Regions from separate parts of the Mus musculus genome. Here region 1 is linked to region 2. A link is a loop called in an ENCODE intact Hi-C map of the cell type or tissue named here. Cell type or tissue: heart. All regions are shown on one strand. Each heading gives the region's core, and the rest is flanking DNA. Links, peaks and the distances in the headings are about the cores only.

Region 1 (7,000 bases), core at 894-5,893, 63 kb before region 2:
GGTTTATTCTTATTTGAGATATTTCTGTATAAAAGGGATATTGTCTCTTCAGAGACAACCTTCACAACAAATTTTATGAATCATGCTGGAATTCTTGACGCTCAGCGAAAGACTTGAGCAGACTGATGAAAGGGGGCTCTGTTCCTCGAACATCCTTCATGTCTTCTGTCTTCCCAGCCTACCTCAAACTGACTAGGAAGCCATGGCACACATACACTCACTATTGACTTAGTTCTGAGCTCACTGTAGGGCTCATGCCAATGATCCCAGCACCTAAAAGGTGAAGCCGAAAAATCACCCAAGTTTGAGGTCAGCCTGATCTACATATTAATGCTTAAAACTTTTTTTAAAATCTCATCTTAATGAACTACATCATTTTTTGTGTGGTTGGTTTTTTTGTTTGTCTTGGTTTTTCGAGACAGAGTTTCTCTATCTACCCCTGGTTGTCCTGGACTTTGCATTGTAGACCAGGCTGACCTCGAATTCACAGAAATCTGCCTGCTTCTGCCTCCAGAGTGCTGGGGTTAAGGGCAACCACCACCACACCTGACAATAAACGGCATCTCTGAATTGTTTCAAACCAGTCTATGGTGTGAAATTAGAACAACGAAAATATGCAGCTGGAAGTGGCTCAGGGTGAAGGCCTGCTGTGCCGGCAGCAGGCACAGGGACTGAATTTAGATACCCAGCACCCACATAAAGGCTAAGTGTGGAAACTGGCAGGAGAGACTCTGTTTTAAAAAATAAGATGGAGAGACAGGCTTGCGTTCAAGACCAGTATGGTCTACAACGAGAGCTCCAGGATACCCAGGGCTGCTACACAGAGAAATCCCGTTTCAAAAAAAAAAAAAAAAAAGGAAAAGAAAGAAAAGAAAAACAGACAAAACAGAACACTGGAGAGAAAAAGGCTCTTGCTGCCAAGCCTAGTAACCTGAGCCCAGTCCCTGGAACTAACATATGGAAGAAAAAACTGATTTCTGCAAGTTATTCTCTAAACTAAACACACACACACACACATGTATACACACATGCACAGACACATATATACACATATGCATGCACACACACCAAATAAATGAAAAAAAACACAATGTGGCAAAGCCCTTTAGGAGCACAGCCCACATTGACCTCTGGGCTCTGCAGGTGCATGAATGGTAGACCCACGTCACTTACATGCATCTGACACACAACAGACGGCCTGAATGTAAAGCCTTTTTCAAGCCACAGCTAGCTAGCTTCTTTCAAACTGCACACCAAAGCGGTTGAGAGACAAATACCACCAGCACACAGGAGGTAGAGACAGCCAGATCTTTTTGGGAGTTTGTGGCCAGCCAGGGCTCCACAGTCAGACTCTGTCTCAAAATTAACTAAATAGGAACAAATATTCTAGAAGGTCCTTCTTCAGTAAGGAAAACAGGGACACTTAGTAGGAAATGAGCAAAGATTATCAAAGATTTTTCATAGCCTCCCCAAAAGAAAGAACGAAAATTCAGTCACAAGTGGTTACTTATCTGCCAAGTTGGCAAACACTCCCGGTGTAAGGAAGTTGTCCCATGGGGACTCTGGAAGGGCCTGCTTGGGGAAAAGGCAGACCTGGGATGCTGGACCTGCTACTCCAGCCCCTGAAATTTCCCACAAAGGAAGAAGAGCAGGAGGACCAGACAGACCTCCTCTGAGCACTGCTGTGTGCAGAAACTAAGCAGACCCTACAGGACAAGGACATTACCACTCTGGCCAGGAGTGGGCCCACAGATGCTTTCTGGACAGACAGACCTCCTTCCTGCCTCCCGCCTCCCCGCCCCCCCCCCTTCAGCTATTGTTTGATGTTTCTGTGACACTTTGTGGATGAGCCTGGTCTATGGCTGACCAAGGACACTAAGCTGGTGTAGGCAGTTAGACTCACATAAGGACGGGCCTGCAGGACCTTGTGGTCAGTGGGAGGGAGCCAGAGCACTCCCAAGAACACTTACTGACAGCCTTGTCTGACTCCCCACCCTCCCTTCCTCACTGCTGCCTCAAGATTGTCCTATGTGGACATATTTAATTTAGGTTTTTGTTTTGTTTTGCTTTGTTTTTGTTTGTGGCTTTTCCAGACAGGGTTTCTCTGTGCTGGGATTAAAGGTGTGAGCCACCACCGCCAGGCTAGGTTTGTTGTTGTTGTTGTTGTTGTTGTTGTTGTTGGTTTGTTTGTTTTAAAGTGGTGCAGACTGACTTATTTCCTCGGAGGCTTCACAGGACAGATAGCTGAAAATCTAACCCCTGATCCTCAAGTGTCTGGCGCCATAGGCCCCTGGAGTTGTAGGGATTCCCGGATTCTGACGCTTGTTTAGCATCCGCCCCCTGCGGTAGCCTCCTCTTGTTCGTTTGGTCCCACCCCCTGAGATAGCCTCCTCTTGTACAATCTTGCCAGTGAGTTCATTTGCCTGCAGCCTGTGGCTGCAATCTCACTTTCGTAAAACTGTGCAATCTGGGTAAGGGTACAGCCCCGAACCCTCCTTGAGGCTGACAAGTTTTTGATTGTGGCTCACAGGGAGAGCTTGGATCCTACCCATTCCTTAAAATCTATCATCATGATAGACAAAGTCAACATGTCCAGGCAAGGTTTTTATTTGCAGCCAATGTGGGCATTTTCAGCAAAAAGAAACAGAAAAAAAGAAATGCAGGTCTTGGAATACACTGGGTGGGCCCGAGTGGACTGAACTGCGGGACCTCCCACAGAGGGCTGGGCACGCACCATCTTCGCCTTCTGGGGTGTGATTCCCAAACTGCTGCAAAACCTGGCGCTTCCTTACAAAACTGAATGCCGAGAGATTAAGACCAACATAGGTGGACACAGAAACTGCAGCATCTTGGTGCTCCCGCTCTGCCTACATCTACCCTCCCACAGTGTCTGTGGCCACAGGAGTGATAATGCGCATGGAATCCAGCTATGAAGGTTGCCATGGTTTCTGGTTCCTCTCTTCCACATAGGTTGCACCTGGCAGTGGGTGAGCTACTGTAGCCCCAGCCCGGCCACACCCTCATGGGAGAACCTGAGCCAAAACCACCCCAGTCTGCCGACTGCCCACTCTCAAACACTGTGTGAGGTAACAGATGTCTATTCAAGCTCCAGGGTTGTAAGGTCATTTGTTGCCTGGCAATAAAGAAATGACACGCCATCTGCATTGGAGCATTTTTCTTTACTATATTGAAATATGGGAGATGGGCTCACTTTATAGAGAAAAAAGGCATTGTTCACAGTTAGGAGACTGGAGGGCATAATAATGACATCCATCCCTCTGTTCTGGTGAGGGCTCAGTGGCTGTGTGGTGTGTGTGTGTGTGTGTGTGTGTGTGTGTGTGTGTGTGTGTGTGTGCGCGCGCGCGCGCGCACTGGCTCGCGCATATTAACACTCACTCGTTTACATAAGTTAGCACACAGCTCCCAGCATTGTGAACCCCACCACACAGGCAAAAAAAAAAAGCAAGGCATCGAGGCTGCGGGACTTAATTGTCTAACTGGTCAGTGAGCGGGACGAAATGAACTGACGTTAGCAACTGGCTCTAGGTCCACTCTCAGGCTTGCCTGGGGCAAAACCACTTGCTTCCTGTCTCCCAAAACGTCCTGCGGACCAGACAGTAGCTGCTGGGCGTCCATCCTGCCCAGCACCAGCACAAGCCAACCAGAGCAGACCTGCCTACCCTGCATTGTGATTGGTTCAGGCAATCCCGGCCTCGCCCAATCATAATGAAGTTCTCTTTGCCCGCAGGGCTGCTGGGAGCCCCAGGCTTTTGTTCCTTCTAATCTCGGAGGTCCACGCTTGCTGTTTGCCGAGCCAGCAGTGTGTGGAGCGAGGAGAGGGGAGTGTGAAGGGCAGAGCTGAGAAAACGGAAGAGAAGCCATACCTGGAGGTGTACGCTGATGTTTAACACTTAAGCTCCAGGCCCTGCGTTGGAGCTGCACACCAAACAAAACAAGAAAGCGGGCTCCTGACCAACTTCAGTACTTGCTTTTAAACAGGAAAAGGTCACTCCCAATTGGTGAGGGCTCAGTGTCTTGGGGTAAGCAGCAGTTGTCTGCGAGCCTGGGTCCCTAGTGCCGAGGTAACATCGTGGCAGAGGCCGGGCCACCGTGGACGCCGGCTGCTTGTTGCCCAGGTGGATACTCACTTTCTGAAAACGGCTCCCCAGGGTTTCGCTGGGCACCCTTATCTTGTCCCCAGACTGTCTTCTCACTCTGCTACCCCGAGCTGAAATCTGTTAACTACAGACAGGAATCCTGCATGCTGTAGCATAGCTCCCCAGAACCCCGGCTTCTGCAAGCCCCAAGCTCCCAACAGGGGCTGGTGTCCTCTACAGAGGCATGTCCAGGAAGCTGCTCGCTAGTCAGTTTGGTTACAGAGAGCCAATTAGCAGGGATTCAGTTTGCAAGAATTATTTTTCTCACATTATCGATGGGGTGAGGGGTTGGGAATTGAGGTAGTTAGAGGTGCGGTGTGATTTTGTCCCGTCGGGCGGGGTCCCAGATTCTTCTGCTCTTTCCCCTGCAACACCTGTGGGTGCTGATTTCCCTCCTTCCCTGGTGGCGGCGAGGTGGCTGCTGGGACTCCAGATACTACATGCCTCTCCAGAGTCACAGCATGAAGGACTGACTTCCTGTCTCTCAGCATGTCTCGCCCTGTGCTGCCTGAGGCTCCCCCGCACATTGCTCCCAACCCTGACCCAGAATCAAGAGTCAAAATCAATGTTTTCTTTATAACTTAAAAAAGGAGGGGAAAGAAAAAGAGAAACATGGAAGCCATGTCTGTCCTTTACAGTGAGGGACAGAGGTGAATAAATGTGACCAGAGCACATTGCGTATTCGTGTGAGAAGGTCAAAAATACGGATAGACATTGATTCATTGGGACCTCAGGACCACTTCTTTATGGTGGGTCATTCTGACCAGCATGTAACCTGCTCTTGTAAAAGCAATGAATAGAAGACAAAACCAGGCAGACCAGACAAAGGTGTCTGTACTGTCCACCAAACGCAAACAGCAAGATTTGTGTTTCACTAACATTCCCGGGGGGGTGGGGGGTGGGGTGGGGAGTGGGGGTGGGGAATGGACAAAAAGGAAGCCAACGCTGTGCTGCGGAGCTGCCCGGAGGCTTCCGGGTCTAACCAGAGCTCACCAAGGCTCACGTAATACCACAGTGGAGGGAAAACAGGTCAAGCCTGCTCTAGCAGTGGCCAGTCACAACTCCCAAGTCTGCTTGCCTTCCTCCCCTGCAAGAAAGAATTCTAGAACCTTTAGGTAGAAAGAGAAGGGTTAAGAATTCAGAGTTACTCTCAGCAGTGTAGTAGATTTGAGGCAGCCTAGGCTACATGACACCTTATCTCAAAAGAATATCACAGTAAAATTAATTAGGAGAAAATGTTTAATTTAAGCAAACAAAGATAAAAAATTGCTAAAATATTTTCTTTCTCTCTTTTTGTCTTTGTGGTTGTTGTTTGTTTTGTTTTGTTTTGTTGAGGGAGAGAGGATTTTTCTGTGTAGCCCTGTAATCCTGGTCACTCTGTAGACCAAGCTGGCCTTCAGCTGCCTGGCCCTGCCTCCTGAATGTTGGGATTAAAGGTATACACCACCTCTGCCTGGATTTAATACATTTTCTTTCTTTCTTTTTTTTTTTTTTTTTTTTTTGGGTTTTTTCGAGACAGGGTTTCTCTGTGTTTCCCTGGCTGTCCTGGAACTCACTCTGTAGACCAGGCTGGCCTCGAACTCAGAAATCCGCCTGCCTCTGCCTCCCGAGTGCTGGGATTAAAGGCGTGCGCCACCTCGCCCGGCTTAATACATTTTCAATGTAGAAAGCTATCGCGAAAAAAAAAATTCTTCAAATGTGACAGCGCCTGGTGATGCAGGCCTGTGATCTCGGCGCTCACGAGGTGGGAGGTGCGTAGTCCAAGGCCTGTCTGGGCTACAGAGAAAGACCATCTCAAAAACAAAGAAAGAAAGGTAAACCAAGGAGAAAGGATACTTTAAACATTCAGGGACCAGAGGGGTGGCTGGATGCACGCTACACAAGCAGCAGACCTGAGTTCAGTTCTCAGGGCCTGTGTGAGGGAGTATGCAAGCTCTACACATCCAGCTCAAAATGTCAGTGATTTCTCTTGTCCTGGAAGGCACCTCCACTCAAGTGCACATGCCCACCCGAAGACACACATGCACATATTAAAAAAATAAAGTAAATTGGGTCAGGCATGATGGTGCATACCTTTAACCCCAGCACTCAGGAGACAGGGACAGGTGGATCTCTGAGTTCAAGGCCAGTCTGATCTACAGAGTGAGTTCCAGGATGGTAGCCAGCCAGGGCTACATAGAGAAACCTTGTCTCGAAAAACCAAATAACAATAAACAAGATAAAATAAAAAATAAAGTAGATCTTTAGAATAAGTTAGTACATTAACAGTAAAAAGACATCAGGAAAATGTAAATGATAGTCTCATTAAAATGTCACCCATATCTGTGACCATATCATATGGTGGTGGGGGGAGGCATGAACTTTCTTTTTTGTTTTTTTTTTTGTTTTGTTTTGTTTTGTTTTTTTGTTTTTTCGAGACAGGGTTTCTCTGTGTAGTCCTGGCTGTCCTGGAACTCACTCTGTAGACCAGGCTGGCCTCGAACTCGGAAATCCACCTGCCTCTGCCTCCCGAGTGCTGGGATTAAAGGTGTGCACCACCATGCCCAGCATTAGCTTTCAGACATTACTGGTGTGCCATTCACAATGAGAGCTCATCTGTCTAGTTAGTACAAAGTTACACGTGACCCAGCAATTCCACTCAGTTTATCTAAGATAAAAGACACTGGGTTTGGGGGGTCACATTTGCCATCCCAGCACTGGGGACAGTCAGCAGCTTCATTTGTAAGCCTAACCTGGAATGGCCAGCAGTCCATCAGTGAACAGTGATTGGGCCGGATATCACCTGTTATGTACACAGAACCAACTCACTTGGCGACCATGGTTGTCCTGAAACTTCACGTAGA
Region 2 (6,972 bases), core at 1-5,000:
TGGCTCATAAACAGGCCACACAGCAGCTAAAGCAGGCTCCTTGAGCTCTCAGAGGACATGTGGGGGTTTGGCCTGACCCGATTTGAAAGCTGCTGTGGGAGATGCTCTTAAACCAACCCCACAAGCCGTATGCTTGTGGCGCCCGCCCAACTGAGGGGCCACAGCCGTGTTCCAGGGAGGACACACATACAAAGGTCCTTGACCCCAAGACAGGAGTGAGTGAACTTCTGGTCTGTGATGAGCCTGATGAGGAAGGCCCATACCTGCTGAATTAGCAAAAGTCTCACCAAACAAAAAGGCAAGGAAGAAGGACAGCTGAGGGAAGAGACCGTCAGGGAGGAGCCTGTCCTGCGCCTCTATGATGACGAATGGCAGCTCATACCTGTAGGTGCCCTTGCTGTCACACACAGAGCCAGGGCGCTGCAGATGTTCAAGCTGGCTGGGCACAGCACAGAGGGTAGACCTCCTATGGCCCCGTCTGGCTTCTCAGGGTTCCAAGGACTGTCTCTCCGAGTCAAGTCTACCACACAGAGGTCTGAGGGAGTGCTGTGGTACACGTGGCCATCCCTGTCACAGGCAGCACAGAGCACAGGCCCTGGGAGGCAATACTCACGCAGCTCCGGCACCAGATTCCCTGACTCACTCCAGCTGGCCTTGATGGCCAGTGTCCGGCCCTGGTGACCAAGGGCTACTAGGCAGTCAGAGTGTTCATGCTGGCCAGGCAGCAGCTCTCCTGCTGCTTCCTCCTCGTGTGGCTCTGCCCTCAAAGCCCCAATGAAGATCACAGGCTCCTCTAGGTGGTGGAGGATCTTGACCAGGACCTTTGGGTCACCAGGGGCTAACCCAGAAGTAACCAAGGCCTTCAGGACCACACAACAAAGCTGGCCATCAGGGAGACCGCAGAGGATCACAGGGGACTGCAGGAGGGTGGCATCGACTCCAAAGAGTAGACCAAAGAGAGCCTCCTCCAGCGTGAAGCACCCACAGCCCTGGGGGTGACCATGAGGTGCCCTGGAGTCTGGTGGGAACACGCAGCACAGCACGGGCAGGAAGCGGGGGGCTGCAGGCTTCTCTGGCACCCCACCTGGTGGGGTGCAAGTGGACAACTCCACCTCACCAATCTGGCCTCTGGGCAGAGGCTCCTCCCCTGCACAGGGACGCTCAAACAGCTGCATCTTCCACTGGGTGGGGCCCTGTGCCAGGGTGACCAGCATATCATCCAGCACGGTGAAGGCACAGAGGGCAGCGTCAGGGAGGACACACGCATCCGGGTCCACATGGATCACAGGGTAGGGGGGAGCCGCTTCCTCTTTGTCCTCACAGGCCTGGCTCCCAGACCTTCAGGAACAATGGAAGCATAGTCAGTATTGGGTGGGGTAGACTCACACCGTGCTCAGCAGTAACCTGACTTGCTCTGAGTAGGCTAGGCAGGAGACATCACAGGCCATTCAGCAGGTAGGTCTCTCTCTCTCTCTCTCTCTCTCTCTCTCACACACACACACACACACACACACACACACACGCTTGACACAGGATCAGCCAGAAACATAGCTCTGCAGATCGAGGCAGCTTGGGAACTATTCCCAAGGCTGCCTGGGCTGTGCACGGTGAGTTCTTCCAGCACAAGCCAAGGGACACGAGCTTTTGCCACTCACTGCTTGCCAGAGACACCGTCTTCTGAGACCCACTTCCAAGAGGTCTTGCCAGGCACCGGAGGGCAGTGATAGCGGTGCTCCTGGTTGCAGACTTCACTACCTGAGCCTCAACAGCTAAGAACTTCACAAAAGCAGACACAACTGCCACGCCTGCATATGCACAGGTACTAGAGAGCGGGAATGGGCGGCCTAGACCGCAGTCCTCTGCTTCCTACCCCAGTGTGTTGTCAGTGGCCGTCAAAGGGACTACTACTGGGACAAACCTCTCACAACTAGGAGGACATGAAAGCCGGCCTCCCTGGGGACCCGACTTGTCACTGGCCGGCCGCGTGGGGCCACGCCCCCTCACCTGTCCAGCGAGTCCAACGACAGGCAGTAGATGCCAGTCCGGGCACACAGGACGTAGAGTGCCCTGCGGATGGCCAGGAGCTGCAGGTGCCATACCTGGTCGGGAAACTGGTACACCGCCTGGGCGCCAGGAGAGCGAGGTCAGGCGAGGGCACACGCGGCCCCGGCTCACCTCGGAACGGCGCCGCCCGCCCGCCCTCCCGCCCTCCGCTCACCGTCAGCAGCCCGCCCTCCTGGTCATACACATAGACGAACTCGCGTCCGGTGGACAGAAAGACCTCAGCCTCATGCCGCAGCACAAACGGCTTCCCCGCCGCTCGGCCTCCGAGCGGGCAGCAGAAGTCCGACAGGTAGTGCACGCGCGAGGAAGCGCCCGCCATCCTGCGGGCGCCGGGCCAGAGCTCAGCCCGGAGGGGCGGTGCCGCCTCCAGGCTTTACGGCCGCCCACGGCGCGGCGCGGCCTCCGCCGTAAAGCGGCCGCTGCGGAGGCGTGGCCGGAGCCTGCTGCAGGGGCGGGGACAGTTGCTCTACGGTCCGCTAGAGGGCGGGAACGCCCCCAAACACCGTGGCTTAGCAAAGAGCCACAACGGGAGGCACAAAGCCAGAGGGTAGCCAAATAATGCAGTCCTGCAAGTTCACTGGGGCCCGCGTCAGGGCCCTTGCCTCGGATCACCTACCTGTTGAGCAGAGGTTGCTCTGGTGCAAGGCTTGTATGCAGCACTTGCCCTGGCACCGTTTTGTGACAGCACTTGAGAGCACCACCCGTATAGCACGGGGTTTCAGGAGTAGGGTGGCACAGCACACCATTCAGTCCCTTGATAGGGAAAAAGGTGCTTCAGGCCAGCCATCCAGAAGAGCCTTTGCTCCACTCATGAACGCGGCAGGATGTGATTCTACAGCAGAGGATGCTGAAAACCCTAATGAGCTGGGTCTAAGGGAAACCACATTTTCTTCAATGACAGCTCTTCTTGGGGCTCCCTGAGGGAGCAGGCGGAGAATCCTACCCTGGAATGAGGCTCCAAGTACAAGATGAAATACTACTCTTCCAGAGCACTCATCAGAAACTAGACACCACTGCCTATGCTTCTGAAGTGGCAGCTACTCGGAGGGCTGAAGGCAGGAATACTTGAGTTCGGAGCCAGCGCAGGCAACCTTGACTCTTAAAAGAACGTTCATCTGAAAATTACAGCGGACAAATCTACAAAGGTGTGTGGGGTCACAACCAGGCACAAAACGTCCTGTGAACTTAGAGAGCATAGTGTAACCCTAGTGTAGATGTCAGAACAACATCCTGGGGCTGGAGAGACGGCTCAGCCGTAAGAGCACACGCTGTACTTGCAGAAGACCCAAGTTTGATTCCCAGCATCCACATAGGGAAGCTCACAACCCCCAACAGCTCCAGGGGCTCCTACATCTTTTACTAAGGTATTTATGTGTACAAAAGCATACGATTAAATAAATAAAAGCTGTGTGGTGGTATACACCTTTAATCCCAGCACTCAGGAGGCAGAGGCAGGTGGATCTGAGTTCAAGGCCAGGCTGGTCTACAAAGCTAGTTCTACAACAGCAACGCTTATGAAAACAAAACAAAACAAAAAACAAAAAGCTCTGTCTGGAACTGGACACCCCCCAGCCCCAAATATTTATTTCTTAGGCTTTATAGTTGTAGCCTGTCTGTGCTTCCAGAGTACTGGGAATAAAGGCACAGACCACTATGCCCAGCTGTAAATTAAGTGAAAACAAAAAAACAAAAACCAACTTTAACCCAAGGGTGAAGCCTGGACCTATTTTATCATTTCTGAGTGGTCTCTGAAACAGATCTGAGCCCAAGCCCCAGGCTGCTCTGAAGACACCTTGAGTGGAAACAAGTGGGAGATGAATTCTTTGCAGCATCGGAGTCACCTCCAGGGTTGGAAGCATCGTCAGTTTATCTTCTGCACACCAGGTTCTAACACTCAGGACTGTCCTTACAAGGCAACACATCCATGCCACACCGGTGGACTGTGGTTCTGGGCACAGGAACAATGCACTGGGAGCAGGACAATCGCTTCAGGTGCTTTTATTAGGTTCCACTGCAGGGCTGGGGTCAGAAAAATACTCATCCACACCCAGCCAGTGCATACCTGTGAGCCCAAGCAGAGCAGAAGCGGGAGCACCCATGCCCCAGGAGCAGGCTGATCAGAGCAAGGCCAGGGCTAGACCCATCTCTGAGCCTGAAGAGGACCATGGCAGCCACTGGGTTCACTTGGGTGGGTGTGCTCACAAGCACCTCTTTTTGGGCTGTAGTGCCTGATGACAGTAGGGATTAGAGGTGGGACCAGGGCCACCTCCATGTAGAAGGAGGTAGCTGAGCTGCCCGGGTCTGAACCTTCTGTAGGGCTCACCCCAAGGTGGTAGCTTTAGCTTGACTCTCTTTGGACAATAAAATAAAGTGCATTACTGAACAAAGAGTAACTCAAAACCATAAGCAGAGAAACCACAAAAATTTCTTTAGCTATAAGTCAGAGAAAACAAGAATTATGTGGATGCCAGAACATGAGAACGTAATTAACTTTGTAGACAAAGATGAATGGGGGACAAGCAGTGGCAAACAGGTCTCCAGCGTCTGTGCTGCCCAGCACCTGCCCAGCATGTAATGGTGCTAGTGTGATTGGCATCAGAAACATAGCTAAGTCACAGACAGAAATGCCAGACTCAGGGACCAGAAAAAACAAAAAACAAAAAACCGAAAGGTGAAGCCCTAGCCAGAGACACTACCAGCCCTCAGCACTCTCTCTCTCTCTCTCTACTGCTGGCAGGTAGCTGGAGAGATCACTTGCCTTGCTCTCTACCACTGCTAACCCCTCAGGATGACCCTGTCAATACCAAACCAAGCCCAATGGCTCCACAGTCCCAGGGCTTTAGCTTCAGATCTCATGCCAGGTGAGACCCAACGGTGCTGGCCAGCCCTGCCACACGATAGATAACCTAGCAATAAGTGTTCTGTCCACAGGGCCAGAGATGCAGAAGGGAACATTGGTGCATTCTACTAAGGTGACAAACATGGCTCCCAGCAGTCCACAGCTGGCATGGACTTTCCCAGGGTGAAGGACAGCTGACTCAGCTCTCATTAAGGCAACGAGGCATCACGACATCCATCTCTTACCTGGGTAAGGGCTGTCACAACACAGCCACATAGGACCCTTAGGGACTGTTTCTATTTGCCTCACAGTGGTCAAATGGGCACCTTTTCTAGGCTTTCTCAACTGCCACACACTGTGCAAGAAGACCACAGTGTGGGGACTCGCTGGGTAAAGGTACAGTGCTAGGAGAGGGGACCAGAACTCCAGGGCTGTCCAGACTTGAAGGGGCTGACTGCCAGGCAAGAGCCACCACTGCTCTGATGAACCACCCATGCTACCAACTGCCACTGTCTGCAGCGTGGCAGGAAAGTCTCAGGCACTGAGGTTTGCTTCTGAGGAGAAATGATGGTGGCCTCCTGCCCAATAAACCACCCAAGAGGGGCTGCACTGAAGGAGGAAGGAGCAGAGGTAAATCTCTCACTCCCATCTGTGCAGTTTTATCTTTAAAAAACAATAAATAAAAGTTTCCTGGGTGGGAATTATTGATAACTGCTGATTTCAGGCAAGTAAAGGTCAGGGACCTACTATACTGCATGTCAGACAAAGGCTGCCACACCCTAGCCACACATGCTCCCAAAGGAGGGACACAGCCCCACAGCAAGGGAACAGAGACAGCCAGGAACATTCATCCGAACACTGGGGGAGAAGGTGGGAAGGCAGAAAACAAAGATCATAGAGGAAGGAGAGATAGCTGGGTGACAGCAGCACCCTCTCTGTACACCCCAATTTCAGGTGATTGGCTGGACGTGTTCAGTCCCTCCAACACGTGAGGCGTGTGGGGAGCTCTTGGGCAGGTCTGCTCTGCCTTCCCAGGTGGGAGGCTCTGTTCAACCCCAGCACAGCAGCCGAGGTTCTTTCTCTTCAAGATCTGCACGGAGACGCTTCAGGGTATCTGGAATACCAGGGCAGCTGGCCCCACTGTTTCAGGGCTGTGGGCTTCAGGCCTTATAGGGAACATGTGGCGCTCCAGACTTCAGAGGGCTGGGCTGGCCCAGTCCCATGCAGCAGAGGCCCAGAGCCCTAGGTCCGGGGGAGGCTGCACATCTCGCAGTGGCCTGTGCCAGGTTGGTTCATGAAGGTGCAGTGCTGACAGGCCCACATGGCAGAGGTAGCAGCGCGTGCAGAGCCCCCGACTGCACCAAACTCGTGGAGGCCTGGGAGCTGCACACCAACGGTGCCTGTAGGGTAAAGTGAGAACACGTCATGCCTGCACAGAAAAAGACATCTCCTTAGAGCCAGATGGCAGGGCAGGGTGGCTCAAAGCCCCTACTGCGTAAGCCCAAACTGTCAGCACATCAAGTGTTCTGGCTCCAGTCAGCAAACACCTTCCTACTTGCACTTGAAGTCTGCTCCCTGTTGCTAGGTATTTCTGCGGGAACCTCACACCCCGTAGTGAGCATCTGCATAGATTCACTCTCACACAAACTCTGGGAGCTTTCTTTGTATCTTCCTTTACCCTGGTAAAGATTCAACATTGAGACGGCTACGTCCCAGTTCAAATACCACACCCACTCCCAAGTAGAGTTCAAGTCCAACCTGCCCCATGCTCTCCACAGTGCTTGATACTGTCAGGTTCGTTTGGTTTTGGTTTTTTTCATTTTAGCACTCTGATGAGCATGCAGTGGTGTCTCATGCTTTCCCTGCCATGTCCTTGAAGAATGATAGTATATTCCTACATCTTCTTTTGCAAACTGTTAGTAAATCCAGCTAAAGCAGCCACCCATGTCTGTCCCTTTGCCCAAGCACTCCAAGGAGGCACCTGGGCCAGAGGGCCAGTATTTAAATGACAGAGCTCATGCCCTATATTTTGACTATGACCCTTGGTGGAAGGGAATCGAGAACACTTA

Evidence for each region. Peaks named below come from ENCODE experiments on the same cell type or tissue, not always from the same donor. Only the 100,000 strongest peaks of a DNase experiment are listed, where the experiment ranks them.
Region 1: a loop joins it to region 2, with 2.3 times the contacts of the local background. A loop is called at or near these places in 1 of 42 quality-filtered maps.

What each region holds. Positions count from the first base shown.
Region 1 is chr11:120,312,530-120,319,529 of GRCm38, forward strand. No RefSeq gene overlaps it. Among named protein-coding and RNA genes, the nearest start is that of Mir6935, 31 kb to the right of the region's middle. RefSeq lists an enhancer at 2,344-4,897. In heart, for the core only: no CTCF peak of the experiment used is centred there; DNase peaks (open chromatin) are centred at 3,022, 3,702 and 4,582; H3K4me3 peaks cover 2,636 bases; H3K27ac peaks cover 3,850 bases.
Region 2 is chr11:120,376,324-120,383,295 of GRCm38, forward strand. Faap100 (Fanconi anemia core complex associated protein 100) reads right to left here and starts at 2,423. Exons shown (of 10, transcript NM_027980.2): 1 at 2,219-2,423; 2 at 2,005-2,123; 3 at 383-1,338. The coding sequence starts at 2,383. Nploc4 (NPL4 homolog, ubiquitin recognition factor) reads right to left here. Exons shown (of 17, transcript NM_001195023.1): 17 at 3,475-6,303. The coding sequence ends at 6,146. In heart, for the core only: a CTCF peak has its summit at 2,541 (motif pointing right); DNase peaks (open chromatin) are centred at 1,158, 2,028, 2,518, 4,148 and 2 weaker places; H3K4me3 peaks cover 2,717 bases; H3K27ac peaks cover 3,026 bases.